Regions from separate parts of the Homo sapiens genome. Here region 1 is linked to region 2. Evidence: read pairs that join two places in POLR2A ChIA-PET (ENCODE). Cell type or tissue: A673. All regions are shown on one strand. Region 1 has its middle 16 kb from the start of TINAG. Region 2 overlaps LOC101927189 (a long non-coding RNA gene).

The links. Peaks named below come from ENCODE experiments on the same cell type or tissue, not always from the same donor. Only the 100,000 strongest peaks of a DNase experiment are listed, where the experiment ranks them.
Region 1: POLR2A ChIA-PET joins it to region 2 with 5 read pairs; 2 of 35 experiments call an interaction of 5 or more read pairs at or near these places.

The regions. Positions count from the first base shown.
Region 1 is chr6:54,288,319-54,296,318 of GRCh38, forward strand. No RefSeq gene overlaps it. Among named protein-coding and RNA genes, the nearest start is that of TINAG, 16 kb to the right of the region's middle. In A673, no CTCF peak of the experiment used is centred here; DNase peaks (open chromatin) are centred at 3,133 and 3,643; H3K27me3 peaks cover 820 bases.
Region 2 is chr6:53,968,475-53,976,474 of GRCh38, forward strand. All of the region lies in intron 1 of LOC101927189 (a long non-coding RNA gene), which reads left to right. Among named protein-coding and RNA genes, the nearest start is that of MLIP-IT1, 26 kb to the right of the region's middle. In A673, no CTCF peak of the experiment used is centred here; no DNase peak of the experiment used is centred here.

The sequences.
Region 1 (8,000 bases), 320 kb after region 2:
TAATTTGACAAGAAGAATGAATTGCTCTGAGTCTGAGCAGGGATGAGGGAGAGAGGATATACATGTAGTGCCTAATATGAGATTGATGAGAGGGCTTCTTTGTGGATGTGATGTTTAAGCCCAGCCCTAAAGGATAAGTAGGAATGACCTAAATGAAGTTAGGAAAGTGGGATTGGACTTCCAGGACTCAGATACCATGCATGCAAATGTCTGGACAGGAACAAACACACAAACATGATTTGGGTGCTGTATTTCAAATGGTTGTAGCACGGACAGCAAGGCACCTCTTGGGTTCCCCAGGAAACAGACTCTAGGACAGAGATTTCAGTGGAGAAGGTTATCTGGAAGTTGTCCAAGGACAACATTCATCAGGGAGTAAAGAAGACAGGGTTGGACAGTGGGAGAAGTTGGCCTGGGATACAGTTACAATAGAGATCTCAGCAACCCTTATAGTGAGTTCTGGAGCTGGGATGGCCTTTTACATTTGTCCCAAACTGAGGTGAGCGGAAGTCCTTTTTATCCTCCACTTGCCTTGGATAAAAGTCCAGGATAGAGTAATAATGGGTGAGAGAGTTTCTTTTGGTTGATGGCACTTCTCAGAAAAGGGTTTCAGCTGTGAGCCATCAGCCACTAGCAACATCCGGTGGCTGGAGAAATGTAGGCCTGACTTGGATGGGAGTCTGGGTGGCACAGCACACCACTCACTACAACGTATGCATTTGCAGTAGATGAAGTCAGAGAAGGAAGCACATAACAGGGAATAAAAGGCCTTATAAATCACAGTTACAGGTTTTGACATTTTTTTTAAAGCAAAGGGGAGTTCCTGAAGGGTTTTAAGAAGGAGATAAATCAATATGATCGTGTTTGTACTTTTAAAAGATCACTATCGCTGCTGTGTCGATAATTGATTGTAGGGAAAGTAGGGAGACCTGGTAAAAGTTGTTGCAATCATCAAAAAGAGACATAATGAGAGTATGAATTTAAGTGAAGGTGGCAATGAAGAAAGGTAGGCTAATTAAGGAGACATAGAAAAAGCAGAATAATGGTATCCACTTATCAGTGGTATTTTATTGGATGTGGATTGATAAGAAAGATGGATAAAAATCACAGATTCTGAACCGGGAATCTGAAATAGGAAACTCGGCCAAATACAATGCTATGTAGTTTTTGTTTCCTATTCTTTCTTTCTGGCACATGGAAAACTATACTTGGCAACACCATGGCAGTTGGGAGAAACCACTCAGTGGAAGTGGAAGTGACACGTGTTACTTCTGGGATGAAGTGATGGAAATTCCTATACCATTCTTCAGTCCTTTTCTTCTTTGGCAAGAAGCAGGGAGACCGTATGTTCAGATTGTAGAGTCACAGAATCAAAATGGCTGGGAACCCTGAGTAACCCCCTGGAGCACAGCTGCTTTGAATTGTTGCTCAGTCAAGAGAAGACCTTGTATGAGCTAGAAATAAAATTTATATACTATGCTTTTGAGATTTTGGAGTTACTTGTTCTCGCAGAATAAGGTTAGCCTATTCCAAGAAATACTGAAACATAGAAGGAATTTGTATGCATGTCGTGTGTGTGTGTGTGTGTGTGTGTGTGTGTCTGTGTGTGTTTGGGGACAAAAAAGAAGGGGAGTGGAAAGGGCAAAATGTGAATTCAGTTTTAGAAATGTTGAATTTAAGATAACTGAAAAATATTTAAGTGGACGTGTCCAGTATGCAGTTAAAAATATGGGTGAAGAATTCTAAGCACAATCTAGACTAGAGACAAAATTTTTTAGAAATATCATAATCCATAAGTGAAGCCATGTGAGGGATGATTCTAAACACTCAGATGTAAAATGATCTGGGAATTTTTTCTTTTTAAGAAAGCAATGGAATTCCAGCAAGCTTTGCCCTTTGCTTTAAAAATTGCATTTACTATGCAAGTGAACCTAAATATCACCATACATTATAAAGCCACTTTCTTTTCCCCCCCCACCTCCTGAGATTGTGAGGCATCAGGGTTCCCTGCTTGAAAAGTAGAGGAGCCAACTTCAACCTCATAGAAGAGCAGAGAAGCCAAACAAGTAGTAAAAATCTGCACCTAGCTTCTGTCTCCCTTGAAGTGATCTCTCAAACTCAAATTAAGAGTTGTTTTCAAAAGTTAATCTAAAGGGGCTTTTTGGTTACACAAATGTAAAATAAACTAGTACACTATTGTACAAATCTGAATGTTGTTACTTTAGAAACAGAAGATGTAAAAGGTATTCGGTAATGGAAATTTTATATGATTGAACCAGACTTCATATTCTGCAGATTCTGTTGTTTTGGGGGGATAAAAATATGACAGAATCTAAAATGAATTCAGCTTGCATTGTGCTTGAGCTGTTGCCTATTCCTGTTCAGATAAATGTGTGTGTTACTGCTTAACAGTTAGTTGTTAGATGCCTAAACTAAGACTCTGAGTTCAGCAGCACGAGTTTTGCACCATGGTGCAAGAGATGCAGAAACAAGGAAGTACGTTGTGTTTGGCTCAACCTAATTTAGTGGTCTAAACTGTGGATGTCCTTCATACGAATAACCTAAATGTGAGAAAATATACTCAACCAGTATACTTATTATCATTTCACCCATAAACTGAGTCAAAAAAAGATAAATAACCTCTAAAAAGAGTACATCAAAAGATAAGGCTAATGCCAGAACCCACATTCAATTTTCGGATTCAAAATCCCAAACTCTCTCTTCTTGACCACACTGTTTTAAATGAGATCATTTCAGACATGTTATTTATATCTCTCTGTAATGTAAGGAATACACATCTCCACCGCCCCCCCATCCCTATTTTTTTGGTCCTTGGGGCTCTGAAACGTTTTAGAAAATGTATTAGTCTTCATTCTCACTTTATTTGCTTGTGAGAGTGGAAACACTTCTCCTTTCTCTCTTCTGGTGTTCACTAGAGCAGCTGCTCAAAATGAGTCAGCTTTCCCAGTCAGCTATGGTTCCTGCCTCATGGAGGGTAGGAAAGGACATACCATCTCTGTAATAACATGCCCAAAGTTGCCTGCTTCTGGTGAGAAACAAGGAGCCCTGTCCTTGTCTGGACCATCATGCTTTCCTCAACCCAGGTGCATCCGTCTCATGTAGTGTGTTTCATCTCATTTTCCTCATTCTGTTCTGATTGAACATCAACATTTTTGAATGGGTTGTTATCATCATCTCTGTGAGCAAATGGGATGTGAATACCCTGAGGATTCCTACTCATGAATACAAATGATTTTTTTATTCTACAAAAGGAAGAAATATGATTGCTGAATATTAATAGCCCTCTGAGAATTAGAATTTAAGATTACACAAGATCTGTTTAATGCTCTTATTATCCAAAGGTGAATGATTGGAAAGGGAGGGGCAAATCCAGGAAATAATTTGGAGAGGAAACTAATATATATTGAGTGCCTATTATGTATCTGGTATGGAAGCTTTTCAATTTATGTATTTTCAATTTATGAAGTCTCACTATTTGAGTAAAATTAGATGACAATTAAAAGTGCTCACCACCAATAAATGGGTTACTAATAATGTTAGGTTATTTTAGTCATTGTGGTTTCTTGAGTCATAGGAAGCTGCTCTCCATGTGTTACTTTCAGGGTAGTTAAGGTAATTTAATGCAAATGACCTTAAAACTGACACATGGAGAGCAGCTATGACTCAAGAAACACCTCCTACGACTCCGTGCTTGATAAGTACAAAATAAGTGCCAGGAAGAAAAGGCATGGTGGGATGGAAAATAGTGATAATTTTTATAAGTTAAAAGTGATGAGGAAATGAATAGCTGTTGTACAAGTGTATGGGATAACTCATTTTTCAATAAGAATAAATCCAAATGACATATCACAAATCATGACATTATACAGGAAGGCCCTGTGTCTGTACTATTGAAATTAATAGGGAAGAGATGAGGAAAAAGAGACTGGAAAAATGAAATTTTTGAGTAACTGCAATAGTTGTTTTTCAACTTATTTCATCTTGTTCTATACAAATGAAATCATAGATTCTTAAGATGAGATATAGAGAAGAGCTTAATTTTTATTTTTTATAATTTTTACTTCCAGGTGATTCTAATCTTCAGCCAGCATGAAAAACACTGGATTAGGAGTGCTGGAGTGAGATTATGAGTTTGCAAATGAAAGGGTTTTTAAGCATTGAGAGTGTGCTGATGACATAAATATGGGATGATTCCCCCAAGTTAGTGATGATTCCATAGGCTGAAAGCCCCTTCAAATTCTCGCATTAAAACAAGTGACAAGGCAATAGATGCTGTTATCACATGCCATGAGTTCCCTTTCACTTGTGTAGAGATCATTGAGAAAGTGTCTGATCTTATTTACACATTTGTTCTTTATTCTGTTAATGTGGTGAATTACATTGATTTTCTTTTTTTTTAACGTTCATTTTAGTTTCAGGGGGTACATGTACAGATTTGTTGTATAGGTAAATTGCATGTAACTGGGGTTTAGTGTACAGATTATTTCATCACCCAGGTGATAAACATAGTCCCTGATGGGTAGTTTTTTGATCTTCATCCTCCTCCCTTCTTTCACCCTCAAGCAGGCCCTGGTATCTGTTGTTCCCTACTTTGTGTCCTATGCACTCAATGTTTAGCTCCCACTTGTAAGTGAGAACATGTGGTATTTGGTTTTCTGTTCCTATGATTTTGAATTTGCTGAGGATTATTTTATGTACAATTGTGTGGTCAATTTTAGAGTATCTGCAATGTGCACATGAGAAGAATGTACATTCTGTTGTTTTGGGGTGTAGAGTTCTGCAGACATCTATTAGGTCTATTTGGTCAAGTGTCAAGTTCAAGTTATGGATATCTGTTAAGTTTTCTGCCTCAATCATCTACCTAATACAGTCAGTGGAGTATTAAAGTCTTCCCACTGTCATTGTGTACTTATCTAAGTCTCTTCATAGGTCTCTAAGAACTTGTGTTATGAATGTGAGTGCTCCTGTGTTAGGTGTATACATATTTATGATAGTTAGGTCTTCTTATTGAATGGAGCCCTTTACCATTATGTAATGCCCTTCCTTATGTTTTTTGATTTTTGTTGGTTTAAAGTCTGTTCTGTCTGAAATTAAAGTAACAATCTCTGCTGTTTTTCTGTTCTCCATTTGCTTGGTAGATTTTTCTCCATCCCTTCACTTTCAGCCTATGGGTGTCAGTGTATATGAGAGAGACTGTTGAAGACAGCATACCCATGGGTCTTGTTTCTCTATTCATCTTGCCACTCTGTGATTTTTAATTGGGGCATTTAGCCCATTTACATTGAAGGTTAGTGTTAATATATGTGGATTTGATCCTATTATGTCGTTAGTTGGTTATTATGCAGATTTGTATGGGAGGTTGCTTTATAGTGTCACTGGTCTCTGCATTTCAGTGTATTTTTGTAGTGGCTGGTAATAGTCTTTCCTTTCTATGTTTAGCATTCCCTTCAAGACTTCTTGTAAGGTAGGTATGGAGGTAACAAATTTCCTTAGCATTTGCTTGTCTGAAATATTTCTGCTTTGTTTAAGAAGCTTTGTTTGCCTGGATATGACATTATTTGTTGGGACTTCTTTTCTTTAAGAATGCTGAATATAGGCCCACAATCTCTTCTGGCTTTTAGGTTACTACTGAAAGGTCCACTGTTAGCCTGATGGGGTTCCCTTTGTAGGTGACCTGCCCCTTCTACCTGGGTGCCTTTTTTCTCTCATTTAAACTTTGAAGAATCTGATGACTATGTGTCTTGAAGATGGTCTTCTTATGTAGTATTGCACAGGGGTTCTCTGCATTTCCTGAATTTGAATGTTGGCCTGTCTAGCAAGGTTGGGGAAATTTTCATGAATGAAATCTTGAAATATGTTTTCCAAGCTGTCTAGTTTATCTCCCCGTCTTTCAGGGATGCCAATGAGTCATAGATTTGGTCTCTTTACATAGTCCCATATTTCTGGGAGGTTTTGTTCTTCTTTATTGTTTTTTCATTATTTTTATCTGACAGTTATTTTGGAGAATTGGCCTTCAAGTGCTGAGATTCCTTCCTCAGCTTGGTTGATTCTACTGTTAATACTCACAATTATATTCTGAAATTCTTGAAGTGAGTTTTTCAGCTCTATCAGATCAGTTTGGTTCTTTTTTAAAATGGCCACATCATCTTTCAGCTCCTATATCATTTTATTATATTGGTTAGAATCCTTGGATTGTGTTTTGACTTTCTCTTGAATCTTGAGCTTCCTTCTTACCCACATTCTGAATTCTATTTCTGTCATTTCAATGATTTTGGCCTGGTTAAGAACCGTTGTTAGGGAATTAGTTCTGGGGAACTTGTTTTGAGATAAGAAGACATTTTGGCATTTTAAATTTCCAGAGTTCTTGTGATGCTTTTTTCTCATCTTTGTGGGCTGATATTCTTTCAGCCTTTGAAGTTGCCATCCTTTGGGTGGATTTATCAATGTTTTTATCTTATTTGATTTCCTTGGGGGTTTGCTTGTGGTATTAAGTGGGTTCAGTCAAGTGGCTTCATTTTTAGAAGATGTTAGGGAGAAAAGGTCCAGATCAGCACTCCTGGACTGCATACCCTAACTCTGGGGGACTTGTATTGGGCCCTTGGCTTTGTTCTCAAGTTCCCTTGAGTTTAGGAACCTGCTGTGCTAGAGGGGCCAAAGTGTTCCTCGACCATTGGCCACAACCCTCTGATGTGTAGTGCCAGCTGAAGTGCTTCATTGTGTGGTAGCAACAGGATCCATGCTCTTTCACACGTGCCAGCAGCAGCAGCAGCAGCAGCGGGGTGGGCTGCTCACTCACCTGCTAGGGCAGAGCCTAGCTGGTTCAGCGGGCGCCATCCTCCATGCTGGTATTCACAGAGGCATTGGTGGCAGCATAGGAAGGCAGGGCTGCTGGCATCCATGTGTGCATTTGCACCAGCAGCAGTGTCAGTGCAAAACATGGGTCATTGGTGGCCTCCATGCATGCATTCACCCCAATGGTGGTGGTGGTGGTGCAGAGTTGAGGGGCTGGGCTGTTGCTGTCCATTTGCATGTCTGCACTGGCAGCAATGGTGGTACAGGGTGGCGACGGGCCTCTGGTCTCCGTGTGTGTGCATGCATTCATGCTGGTAATGGCAGCAAGGCTGGGAGAGAACAAGGTGTGCTCATGGTGGCAGTAGTGGCATTGCAAGGTGAACATGCCCATGCACCCATGTAGGGAAGGGGAGGGGAGATCCTCCCATGCCCATGTGTGCTGACAAATTGCTGTGGGGGGTGACTGTGGGCGAGTGTGTGCTGGCAAAGCAGCACAGGGGAGGCTTCAGTTGGGGGAGGCTGCCAGTGGGCTGGTGCACATAGGTGGGGGCCATTCGGCTGGAGCTCTTCAGTGGTCAGGTATGGTCTGCCAGCACAGGAGCTATGATGTGGTGGGCCTCTGGGAGGCACCCTGATTGGGTATTTGAGGCTGCACTGCAAGTAGGCTCAGCCAGGCTAGGACCCCAGGAGGGGCCAGCAGACAGTGGAGCCTCAGGTTGGACTGGCTGCCATCTCATGGGCAAGATCACCCTGCTCTGTTAAGGTCCAACAGTTCCACTAAGACTGAATTCTGCATGGTGAGCCTTGGGGGAAGGACATCCCTGGACATTCTCCCTGCAGATGTTCCCACACCAAACATTCTGGGCTTTGCACAGGCTGGAGTCCTGCCCCTACCACCATTCTAAGCAGGTCTATCTGGCAGCTCAAGTGTCTATGGAGGGTGTGGGGGTCTCTTGCTGCCAGGATTCCAGAAGTCTGTGGTGAGAGTGGGTCCTTCCTTGCCTTTCCAACTCATTCCTTCTGCAGGAGTCACTAGAGGCCAGGAATGAGTCCCAGAGCATGGTAGCCCCATGCAGCATTCCCAGTTCTCTCCCTTTTAAACTCAGTGTCTGTGTTCACCCCCCATCCATTCTCAAGGCCTTCCCTCCAAAGATCTGCTCAGAGTGCACCAGTCTCCCCGATGTCCC
Region 2 (8,000 bases):
TTTGAAAACTAGATCAGCTCAAAATTGTGAGTCATAAACAATTTTCTAGCTCAGTGGTTCTCAGCTTTTGGAAATATGAGAACAACTTTTTAACATTAAAAAAATTATAGAGATCTCCTTCTCATAAAAACAAAGCAACGCTAAACAAACACCTCACACAAAATCACAGTAGCTTTTATGTGTTCACTTCTTTCAGTTGAGGAGAGAGACAAAAGTGTTACTATTAATTTGGAATTCTTTAAGAAACTTGTATTCTTTCTCCTTTCTCTTGATTTCCTTCTATATTTGTGCTTACTTTTTTGTTTATGAACTATATTTTTGATATTAACTTTAAATTATTTGTGGTAAGAGTAAGAAGAAAATTAATTCAGTAATTTTTTTATTGGATAAATTATTTTTAAAAAGAATAAGTACTTTATATTTAAACTATTTAAAACTACATATGCACATAGGTTAAGAAATGAGAAATCCCTCTACAGGGATTTTAACAAAAAACAGCAACTCACTGGTATCCCTAACCATTCTCCCAAATTTCTACTCCTCTGCAGCATTTTCAACTAATAGAGCTATTCTTAAAAATACATTTTCTCCATATCTCTATATAGCAGATTTATATTGTTACTTCTTTTGCTACAACTTTATTGTTACTACACTTTTGTAGTTTTAGTCGTAATGTATTGCTTGATATCCTTTGCTTCATAGCTTCTCTTTTGACCTATCATACATGTTTACTTCTATTCCTCTCCTGCTCTCCTAGTGAAGCGGAGCACAATTTTGGTTAGATCAATATTCAATGTTATTTTGACTATAAAAATGCTATTTACAGATAAGCCAACTGGTATACTATGATTACTCTTTCTTGTAAAATACTTTATTTTCCTTGGAGTTAATACTCATTATTTACTTAGTTGTTTTCTATGTTTATTCCTAATTCAATCCTAAATTCTGTCAGTTGTCCAAATTTAATCAGCCACATTAAATTTTGTCTAGTCATCTTCTTGAAAAAATTCCTGTTGGGGCCTTCCAACTTGTCCTAAACTCTCCTAGTTACTCTCAAGACTTGGTCCAGAGTTATGTTCTTGGGAATTCCCCCCATCTCCCTACAGATTTTTTAAACTTCTCTATTATGTTGGATTGCCTGTTTTTGGTTCCCTTGTTTTCCTGTTTCTTAGTTTACTCCTTTGTTTTGGTTGAACATGTTCTTTGGTAGTTTTCTGAGAAAGATGTATTCAAAAAAAGATTTTTTTCAGATCTTACATTATCAGAAAATATTTTTGGCCAGGCACGGTGGCTCACGCCTGTAATCCCAGCACTTTGGGAGGCTGAGGTGGGCAGATCATAAAGTCAGGAGATCGAGACCATCCTGGCTAACACGGTGAAACCCCGTCTCTACTAAATATACAAAAAATTAGCTGGGCGTGGTGGTGGGCACCTGTAGTCCCAGCTATTTGGGAGGCTGAGGCAGGAGAATGGCGTGAACTGGGGAGATGGAGCTTGCAGTGAGCCAAGATTGCACCACTGCACTCCAGCCTGGGTGCCAGAGTGAGACTCTGTCTCAAAAAAAAAAAAAAAAAAGAAAAATATATATTTATTTTATTTGGATATTTTTTCAATAGTTTAGATACAGAATTCTAGGTTGAAAATCTTTTCCCCTTATAATTTTGGGTTCTAGCTTCTAGTGTTGTTGAATGATGCAATACTGTTCTGACTCTTAATCAAAAAGAACAAAACATTGGTGTTTTTAGGCTCTTCTCTGCTTTACTCTTGTTCTGAAATTTCACAATGACATGCCTTCATTGAGGTCTATATTCGTTCATTATATTAGAACTTTGTATCCCTTTCAATGTGAAAACTAATTTCCTTCAATTACGGGAAAATTATTTTGTATTACTTTCTTAACTATTTACTCTCTTTTTTTCTCTGTGCTCTGTTTCTGGATTTTCTGTTATTTGGATCTTTGACCTACTGGACTTTCCTAATTTTCTATTTTTTATTAAATAAATTTCCATTTTCTATCCTTTTGTCTTTTACTTTCTGGAATATATTACTTTCTGGAATATTTCTTCTTCCTTCTACTGAGTTTTACATTTATGCTATCATATTTTTGATTTCTCAGAACTCTTTTTTAGCCTCTGCATATATTTTTGTGTCTTATTCTTACTTCATGGATGTAATACATTCTCTTATTTCTTTCAGAATATTAGGGATATTTTTTGAAGACTTTTTTTCTTTCTGTATTGCATCTATCTCCTGTAAGTTGCTTTTTTTTTTTTTTCTGTTAGTTGCTTTGATTTCTGTATTTCATATGAGGTGCTTTCCTTACACGCCTGGTGATCATCACCTGTCTAGTCATTTTTAAATGGGACATTAAAAAGCTGATTGGGGAAGGTTCATGCCTGTGAATGGGACTGGCTGTCATGGCCATCTTTTTATATCAGTATAAGGCCATCTTTTTATATCAGTATCCTTAGGACTTTCCTGGTATGTTTGTACTCAATTTTCAGTAATGGGGAGGGGAAGTGTCCTCAAATTTGATATGTAAACTTTTACTTAATTCTACCCATGTAATTGCATAGGATGAGTTTTCTTAGGTTCTTTCAATGTAAAGAGAAGGGAGGGGGGACCTCTGAGCTCTGGGAGAATTGTTATGATCACCCTGTAAAAGAAGGAGGGATTCCAATCTAAAGTTTGGTTCAGATGTTGAGACTGATGATGCCACACACGCAAGAAAAAGCTATGGAAAGGTTTATTACTTACAGAATTGAGGTCTCTAGGAAGAGTAGGGCAGACCTCTCAAGCAGATCCTAAATGGCTTGAAAGAGCTAGGAAAGGAGACTGAAATGGGTGTTTATTGCTGTTAGGGGATGATAGCCCAGGTGAAGGTTCACTTGCAAAGAGGATTGCATGGTTTGAATCTCCCACCAATGCCAAAGCAGGGAGCCCCCGAGCTTATCAGCTTGTGTAGATGTGGGACACAAGAGGAAGAAGGAAGGTGAAGGTTAATGAAATTAATCCTCATTACAGGAATGCTCTGGACAGAGGGCAGAACATTTAAGAACAGTTTCCACTTTCAGAAAATGTTACAAGGGGGGATTGTCTTACCCAGGTCTGAGATAGAGAAAGACTTTCATTTGAAAGCTCCAATTTTCCTTTTGTATGGCTAATGATGAGGCCAGGAGTATGTAGGTGATTCTACTGCTAGGACAACTTGTTAAATGACCTTTCATATGCAGTGGCTCTCAGAGTGTGAGAGATCACCAGCAGCATCAGCAGCTCCAGAGAATTCATTACAAATGCAAATTCTCTGGGGATGAGGCCTTACAATATTGGTTTTAACAACCCTTCCCGTGATGCTAATACTGTGCTCAAATGTGAGGACTTTAGATGTAGAGTATGCAAGTTAATCCGAGTCTGGGAAGGAGCTGGAGAACTAAATGGCACAGTATCATGGGCATAATGAAAGAAAAGGACTTTTGAATTTTTTTATTGGCAGGTAGAAGAGACAGAAAGACAGGTCATGTCCCTGGGAAGAGCAGGTACAGGGGAAGATTCCTGGAGAGAGGAGAGGAGCCCCGCAACATAGCAGGAGGCTAGGGTCTGAGGAGGAAGAGAGCTGGTGAGAATTTCCAAGAGGTAGGGATGGTTAAAGAGGTCTTAAGATGGTGATGTGTGACACTCTGCTTTATGCTTTCTATGTTGTAATATTCCTCCCTCAGTCATGAGTGGTCAGTGGAAGTCAATTATACTGGCCAGGCGTGGTGGCTTACGCCTATAATCTCAGCACTTTGGGAGGCTGAGGTGGGCAGGTCACTTGAGGCCAAGAGTTCAAGACCAGCTTGGCCAACATGGCAAAACCCCATCTCTACTAAAAATACAAAATTATCCAGGCATGGTGGCACATGTCTGTAGTCCCAGCTACTTGGGAGGCTGAGGCATGAGAATTGCTTGAACCCAGGAGGTGGGGGTTGCAGAGAGCTGAGATCGTGCCACTGCACTCCAGCCTAGGCAACAGAGTGAGACTCTTTCAAAAAAAAAAAAAAAGAAGAAGTCAATTATACACAACTAAGCTGTATGTATTAGACAGGGAGGAATGAAGGAGAAGAGGTCAAGAAGGAAAAAAAATTACCATTACTCTGTGCAGAGAGAGGATGTCTTTTTAATTTTTTCTTATCAATGCATTCAGTATTCACTGACTGACTGACTAAATAAATGAAATGTCTGAGTACTTTTAGATTTATGGAAAGGACTTAGGCCTTTTCCAAAAAAAAAAAAGAAGTAATTTGTTGCCTTAAGCATATCATGTATTAAAAATAGAAATAAATAATGATTATTATGTATTTTATTTTTTAAAATGCAGATAGCAAAATATGTGAATCCCTTTATATAGACTAGCTGTATAAATTATGTATGTAAATTCCTTATAGAGTGTACCTATTTCTATAAATGTTTATATAAACTATAGTGTCTACATTTTCTTTGAAAGTTGTTAAACTCTTATTCCTATAAACAGATGTCTTATAAGCTTTTAGAATACTTTTTCTCATTATTTTAAAAAGTTAAACATTCTTATTAGGGATTATTGGAAAAGAAAAATAATCCAAATGGAATAATTAAAGTTATTCATAACAATACACCTAGAAATGACAGGAATCATGTAGAGTTGTATAGTTGGAAGGGCCCCTCTGTGTTAATTACATACCTGTTATTTTACAGAACTCCTTGCCATCCTAACTTCCAGTTCAGGGTCTTTCCTTCCACACATTTGTTTATTGATTTAGACCAAAACATCAGCATTAATTGTTATCCCTCATCACTGTATTAGTCTATTCTCACATTGCTATAAGGAAATACTCGAGACTGGGTAATTAATAAAGGAAAAAGGTTTAATTGACTCACAGTTCTGCACGGCTGGGAAGGCCTCAGGAAACTTACAATCATGGCGGACGGGGAAGAGGCACGTCTTACATGATGACTGGTGAGAGAGAATGCACATGTAGGAGAAACTGTGAAACACTTATAAAACCATCAGATCTTGTGAGAGCTCACTATCACAAGAACAGTATGGGGGAAACTGCCCCCATGATCCCAGGTCCTGCCCTCGACACGTGGGAATTATGGGGATTACAGTTCAAGATGAGATTTGGGTGGGGAGACAGAACCTAACCATATCGATCACTTTGCATAGTTCTCCATCATTACCATTGTGGTAGGAAAAAAGGCCCAAACCCCTTCATTGAGGAAGTGATGCTCTTGCACGTGTGACTTTTTTTTTTTTTTTTTACTATGTCTTTCTTGGTACAGATGGCCCCCAACATTTGGTGGTTTGACTCATGATTTTTCAACTTCATGATGGTGTGAAAGTGATATACATTCAATAGAAATGACACTTAAAATTTTGAATTTTGATTTTTTTCCTGGGCTTGTGATAGGCGGAAGGATACTTTTACACAATGCTGGGCAGCAGAAGGGAGCTACCATTCCCAGTCAACCAGCTGATGATGAGGGTAAACAGTAATTCCATCTTTCACTTTCAGTAAAGTATTCAAAAAATTACATGAGATATTCACACTTTAGTATAAAATAGGCTTTGTGTTAGATGATTTTGCCCAACTGTAGGCCAATGTAAGTGCTCTGAGCATGTTTAAGGTAGGTCAGGCTAAGCTATGATGTTAGATAGGTTAGGTGCATTCAATGCATTTTTGACTTACGATATTTTCCACTTAGGATAGACTTATCAGGACATAACCGCACTGTAAGTTGAGGAGCATCTGTATCTGTGGATCTCACTCTGTGAATTCATCCACTCTTCTGGCTTCCATGAGCTGAGGATCCTCAACCTATTTTTGAAGCCCAAATTTCTCTTCTGCAATAATTTATTTCCATCTGTCCTTTTGAGATTTCTTTTTGGATGTTTTTCTGTTTCCCCATAGTCTTTATTTCAAGAATGGAATTCTGGTTTCCTCCAGCATGCTCCAAAAGAGTTCAGGTCTCCTGACTTAACTATTTGTGTTTGTGTCACTGCCATTGTGGTAGGAAAAGAGACCAAAATCTCTGATGAGATTTATTCTCATCACTCATGTGGTCTTCCAACTATGTCTCTCATCTCTGATCTGATCTACTGAGGCCCCTTGATTGTTCTTTCATACTAGCATCTGTGCTGATTCTTTTCTGTTTTTTATTGATCCCCTCACACCTGGATCATTGTGATTGTCTCATGAATGGCCTCCCTACCTTGAGTCTCTCTTCCCCTCCACACTGCACTTCCAAGTGCTGCGGAATTAACCTTGTAAAAATATTACTCTTACTCTGTAATTAACCTGTCCAGGAACCCCTGGGGGCTTCCTATTGCCCAAAGGGTAAAATCCACAGTCTTTGTCCCGGTGACCAGCTCTTCTGCAATGGACTGGCCATCCATCCTTCAACCTCATCTTCTTCTATTTTTCAATGAAAAAAATCTCTGTAACTAGGATGGCCTGCTTCTGGTTTTTGAATTCTCCTGGCTTATTCTCTCCTTCATGGGAGATTATATTGAATAAGGCTCTCTTCTTCAATTCCTATTCTAGATGCTAACATTGTATTTCTTCTGAATAACCTTTTCTGATCAACTAACCCACAGATATTTGTTTCTCATTTGAGCTTATAAAGCACTTGTTGTTCCATGAATTGGCTCTTAATCATAGAATAATAACACTATTCTCTGAGTAACTACTATGTGCCAGGCATTGTTCTAAGTCTCTCTTAGTTCATTTAATCTCAGTCAATCAGATGAAGTAAGTATAATTATTATATCCATTTTGCAGTTGAGAACAGAGGTACAGACAGGTTAAGTAACTGACTCAAGGTCATAGGATGGTAGAACTAGGATTTGAATCAAAACAATCTGGTTCAGAATCTGCCCTCTTTTCCACCCATACTGCCTCTCAGTCTACACTGCCTTCGATTGTTATTTCACTCTCTGTTTGTGCGTGCCCATTTTTATGTGTGTTGCCTTCCTAAAGAAAATGAATGCCCCTTGAAGGCAGGAACTATATCTTATATGCATTCTCTAAAAGGCTAAGCAAAGAGCTATGTGCTTAAATAAGCACTGAATGTGTGTTTGATTTGAATGGATTATGGAACCTTTTTTTTTCTTTCCTGAGATGATATAGCTAACTTTTTTTTTTTTTTTGAGATGGAGTCTCACTTTGCCACCCAGGCTGGAGTGCAGTGGCACGATCTCAGCTCACTGCAAGCTCCACCTCCCAGGTTCACACCCTTCTCCTGCCTCAGCCTCCTCAGTAGCTGGGACTACAGGTGCCCGCCACCAAGCCTGGCTATTTTTTTGTATTTTTAGTAGAGACGGGGTTTCACTGAGTTAACCAGCATGGGCTTGATCTCCTGACCTTGTGATCTGCCCGCCTTGGCCTCCCAAAGTTCTGGGATTACAGGCATGAGCCACCGCGCCTGGCCAATATAGCTAATTTTTATGATTTGAAAAGATAGTCTCAGAATCAGATTTGACTAAGTCATGATGAAGAGAAAGGTAAAAATCAAGTGGTGAGCCAATGTCCTGGCCTCACCTCTTGGGTTCAGTGAAGTTAGATCATTTCACAAATTACACTGTGTCATGTCTGAAAAGTAATGAGGGCTTAATGAGCCCACACAGTTCTTGCCTTTTTTTTTTTTTTTTTGTAGTGGGTGAAATGTGAACTTGGTTAAGACCTGTATGTCGGCAAATAAGAATTAACTAGCCTTGACTCTAGAAGTTGCAGCTGAATAACCATGATTGAAAATGCAATTACTCTTTCCCCCTGTGTTTTTTTTTTTTTGTTGTGTTTTTTTTTCTTTCCTTCTGAAGCCAAGTATGAGTTGGAGGAAATGTTTGATAAAATTTTCCTGTATTCTCAGTGGGTTCTCACTGACAGGCTGTTCAAGGAAAATTCAACAAAAATGCCTGCCATACCACGAAGAGGCAAACAGCCAGAGGTATGGTGGACAAGATATGTCTTTTAACACTCTGA